2 separate regions of the Homo sapiens genome follow, and region 2 is linked to region 1. A link is an interaction called in ENCODE POLR2A ChIA-PET data of the cell type or tissue named here. Cell type or tissue: OCI-LY7. All regions are shown on one strand.

Region 1 (2,500 bases):
GTGTTAACTATTTAAGTAGCATTCTTTCTAAACTTACAAACCAGACACATTTGTTGCTGTGGGTGTGTGCATGGGTATATGTGTGTGTGTGTGTTCTCTGGAGTTATGCAAGGAAGACTGTTTTCTTTACATATGTGATGATTTGCCTCATTGACAAATTTGCTCTCTGGTTGATAACCTTCACATCCTTGTACTTTTTGTATGCTCACATTTTCTGGGTATTATATAGAGAAGCCTAGAAACACTTTACATGATGTGGTGGGATGGCATGGGGTTGAGATGTGCTTCTCCCCTTTCTGTCCTCTCTGGCACTCTAATAATTGTGCTTTTGTTTCTCCAACCACAGCCGAGCCTCTTGAAGCCATTCTTACAGATGATGAACCAGACCACGGCCCGTTGGGAGCTCCAGAAGGGGATCATGACCTCCTCACCTGTGGGCAGTGCCAGATGAACTTCCCATTGGGGGACATTCTTATTTTTATCGAGCACAAACGGAAACAATGCAATGGCAGCCTCTGCTTAGAAAAAGCTGTGGATAAGCCACCTTCCCCTTCACCAATCGAGATGAAAAAAGCATCCAATCCCGTGGAGGTTGGCATCCAGGTCACGCCAGAGGATGACGATTGTTTATCAACGTCATCTAGAGGAATTTGCCCCAAACAGGAACACATAGCAGGTAAATGAGAAGCAAGGAGAAAAGCTGTTTGCATGTTTTCTTTTCATTTTCAGAGGTGCTGTAGCCAAGCAGTAAGGAGTTGTGAAGTGCTTTCTCTATTACTCTATGTGACTGTCCATGACAGCCCTGTAATGTTAAAATAATCATTTCTGTTGCTTACGTCCAGAACACAGAAAAATAAATATTTTCCACCTCACTGAATCAGATGTAGGCAGGATAGGTACACACATCAGACACCTTCTCTCTGGATCTGTCGATTTTGGATTTCTTTTCTTCCCCATCCCCACCTTCTCATTTTGAAGTATTGAGCTTTACTACACCTAGTCCAGCTTCCATTGTCCATTTCCAGCCTTGGTGACGTGTCAGAGGCAAAGTGGCCATATAGGCATTTGCAGTTCAGCCAATGACTTGTTTGACTCAGAACATCTGGCCAGGCCTCCTTAGGGGTTCAGCTCGTTCTCAAGGCTTCCCTGAAGTAGAGTGGGCTGGCAGGGTAGTTGGAGGTGGTGGAAAGAGTTAACTGAGCTTCAGGGCTAGCCTTGGATCCATATTGGCTGTCAGCCCGGATGGGGCTGTAATTAAACACAGCCCCGTGGTGGGATGACACCATGACCTTGACTTTAAGATGCCATTTTCGACTGGCCAGGCCAGAGTAGAGAGGGCAGTTGCTGAAGCGCACAGACATGCTTACTCGAAAAGTTTAAGGGCATGTTGGAAATTTCAAAAGGTTGGTTTGACAGGAACGGCTGCTCCCTGCAGCCTGCCTCCTCAGCTAAATGATAAATGCTTCTCTGTGCTCTCTCTTGTCTCTGATGTGGTTTTGACAGATGTATCTTGATTTTGTTTGTGGTTTACACAGCCACATGTCACCCTTACAAATGTCCAGTCCAGACTCCACTGTTTCTGCTATAACACAATGTAAAAATTTTCTTGGAAAAATACACACACGTATTCAACAGCCCTCCCTCCTTTGGTTAATTTTAGCAGGGAGGCAGCTAGGTGTGTGGGTTTCTCGGCAGCTCAAGGGAAAAGGAATTAAAGGCTAGCAGTGGGACTTAAATTCCCTTCTCTAAGTGATAAACAGTAACACTATATAGTGACCCTCAAAACATTTTTTGCTTGAGCATGTTAGACAAAAGTCAATGCAGATTCTGTGATGACAGACATGCCATGCCTGTTGGTGGATCGCTTTCTTCCATCTACCTACCACCCAGCTCCCGAAAGGCAAGAGGTTTGTTCAGTTTTAGGAAAGGTAGTGCATATCATGAATTGATTCACTGGAACTTGTCTCTCCGACCTAGTTTGACCACAAAGTTGAACCATAATAGGTCAGTGGTCTAGAGGGGATTAAATGTCATATTATTTCTCCTCTCCCCCTCTAGAATTTGATCATTAAAACCAAACATGGCATTTTCTTTCTTTTTTTAGTGCTTTCTGTGATAGCACTCAGATACTTTCCCTTTAGTGAAATGGGAAATCTGCTGCTAGGGAAGCTGCATTTGTGGAGTGTATTTCTTGAATCCACCACATTTACCTTATGTGACATGTAGGTGAAGATTTTATCTCCCCTACCCCCCAGCAGGATGTGGGAATGACCATTTCCATGTGTTGTCTTGTGACTGGAAGGAAAATGAACAGAAGTGTAAGGCATGATTAATGAAGCAAGAGCAGGCGGAAGGGGATTTGTCGTCTTCGGAGATCCAAAGCCTTGCTAAATCACCAAATATGGAGTAACACTTGCGTGATGTAACATCGTATTTACATATCGAGCTGCTCGTTTAAAAGACAAAACACAGTGTCTGTCAAGCAAGAATTAAAACCACA
Region 2 (2,500 bases), 160 kb after region 1:
TTGTTACTTAACCAAGTTCCCATCTTTGGTAAAAAGTGGGATTAAAATGCAGGTTTCTCATGTTCTCGACGGACAGATACCTTGGACTCCCTTTTCATTGCTTGCCGGAGGTGTGTAAGGGTGGTGGGTTGTAGCTTCTCCTGCCAGCTCTGCTGGAAAGCAGGTGGCTGGGAGTGGTAGGGGCAGCTTTTAGTTGGAGGGGCTCATAGAGAGAGTCTGTTCTCATCAGCTCTGTTCACAGAGTGCCCCTGAGCAGAACACCAGCTTTGCTGGGTGGCACATTAGCGCAGTGCCTAATGCCACGACGCCTTAGACAATGTCACTGTCACCACTAGCAGGAACCTGCCCCCTCCACTCTGCAACTTTCCTGTTTCATCACCCTTGAGCTATGAGGGTGTCCTCTAGCTATGAGCCAGAGGGTGTCCTCTAGGACCTAGCCACAGGGTAGGAGTCTGATACAAACCAGAAGACAACTGGTGAGAATTCCACGTATTTCCTTTATTAGTCACAAATCCACTGGTTGTACGTGGTAGAATTATCACTGGGACCAGCTTAAGAAGAAAGGAGGGCTGGGTGTTTATTGGTTCATGTGATCAGAGCATAAAATGCTTTTTTTTTTTTTTTTTTTTCCTGTTGGGGAAAATCCTAGTTTCCCTGTTCAGTCTCATGCCAATCCTTGGGCCAATCAGAGGGAGGGGGAAACTGTCCAGTTCAGTTCATGAGCCCTTTTCTCTGGCAGAAGGATGGGTAACTATGATTTTTTTTGTGCTAGAACTGCAAAATCAGAGTTAGGGGGCAAGATGCCCACGAAAGAGGAGGCTGCTCTTCTTGTAGACAGTTTGGTAAATGTCTAGGACATTTTCTATTGCTTTTCTTCTATACCTCCCTTCTTTGTCTGGGATATCATACACCTGGCCTGAGTCAAGGTGCTGACATAAGTCTCTGGTGAACTGCTGAACAGTTCCACTCCTTGTTCTTTCCAGGGTGCCCCATCCCATCTTAGGGCATCTAGGCTCAGATCCTGTCCTTTGCTCAGGCTTGGAGACCTCAAGTGATGTCACTAGGAACTATCCAGGATTGTAGAGGGGCTTTCAGCCCACAGAGTTTCTAACTGGCCACATTTGGAATTTTCCATTTAGCAGGACTTTCCCTCTGTGAACATCTGGTAGGATCCAAATCCTATCCCAATTCTGTGTTCTTTTTCAGACTTTCTGAACACTAAAAACATCTGTAGTTTTGCGAAAGGTTCTTTCACAATTTTATGATTGTAAATAGGCTAATTAGCCCAATCACTTGTTATTTTGTCATCTGCGTGGCACCACCTGGCCCTGGAGTATGTATCTCTCTGAGTACTAGGCAACGAGCAGAGCAGATGACCACCCTGACGAGACTTTGAATTAGGAATCTCATGACCCTGCCTTGGAACTCTGGCAGGGAAGTCCTCTCCTTCTTGATAGGAAAGGATGAAGGTTTGGGCACTTTCTAAAACAAATTTTTATTATTATTATTTTTAAAGCATGAATGCAGTTCCCCACTACCACAAATTATGCAGTCAGGTTTCCCACATTTGGGGAAATTGCAGGGGGTCAGCACATCCAGTGTGAAATGGATAAGCCTCATCCTCGGAAAACCACCTTTGCGGTCATGGTATCTCCCCTGCCAGTAAGTATATCTGAGAAAAATATTTTTAACAACAACTTAAAAAAGAAAACAAAACAAATTTCTGGTAACTACCATGTAACTCCATGGTAAATGATTCTCTCTCTGCTTCCTACCAGGTGACCCCAGTACCCAATGGTCTATCAGGTACTCGGTTCTGCCCAAGAAGCAATTCGGAGCTTTGCTAGGTTCCTTCTTGTAGTGTTCCAATCTGTCTTTCGCACTTGATCTTGTCTCTTCGGAGATGTCATAAACTCTCTAAGGACGGGAAGCCTATCTCCTATTTCTCTTTGTTAGGCATATGGTAGGCATTGATAAGTCTTCCTTGGCTAGGGAGCTATAATTGTAAGAGTGTGTGTGTGTGTGTGTGTGTGTGTGTGTGTGTGTGTGTTTTGGGGGGGGGACAGGGTTGGCAACTACAAGCAAATACTCTGAGATCCCTCTAGCCCTGATCTATTGGGAATACCTAAATCATATGTATGCAAGTTTTAATTCTTGGGTGAGGGGCTGTTTCCTAACTCTGCTGATTTCTAACTGCCCCTTTCCTGTAATTGCTGGGTCAATGCAAGTTCTCAGCTGCGCATTGGAAATGCCACTGCTTTCCATCACAGTGATGAATTTACATGGGAAAAACCTGAGGCCAAAGAGTTCTGGCTCTTACTCAGAGCCTTCCTACCAGTCACCTCCCAAAGTAAAAGAATAGTAACATACCTGACCTGTTCTTCTGGCTTCTCTAAAGCCAAATTCCAGCCTTGGTTAGGTTTCTGTTCATTTGGAAAATATCTGTATGAAATGTAGGTGCATGTCATGGAGGGGGCAGTGGGGAGTGAGTGAAGTGAGT

The links. Peaks named below come from ENCODE experiments on the same cell type or tissue, not always from the same donor. Only the 100,000 strongest peaks of a DNase experiment are listed, where the experiment ranks them.
Region 2: POLR2A ChIA-PET joins it to region 1 with 7 read pairs; 7 of 35 experiments call an interaction of 5 or more read pairs at or near these places.

The regions. Positions count from the first base shown.
Region 1 is chr2:60,544,147-60,546,646 of GRCh38, reverse strand. BCL11A (BCL11 transcription factor A) reads left to right here. Exons shown (of 4, transcript NM_022893.4): 2 at 347-676. Among named protein-coding and RNA genes, the nearest start is that of BCL11A, 8.3 kb to the left of the region's middle. In OCI-LY7, no CTCF peak of the experiment used is centred here; a DNase peak (open chromatin) is centred at 1,446; H3K4me3 peaks cover 2,421 bases; H3K27ac peaks cover 2,500 bases.
Region 2 is chr2:60,383,775-60,386,274 of GRCh38, reverse strand. All of the region lies in intron 1 of MIR4432HG (MIR4432 host gene), which reads left to right. It also overlaps the pseudogene RNU1-32P. Among named protein-coding and RNA genes, the nearest start is that of MIR4432, 2.4 kb to the left of the region's middle. In OCI-LY7, no CTCF peak of the experiment used is centred here; no DNase peak of the experiment used is centred here.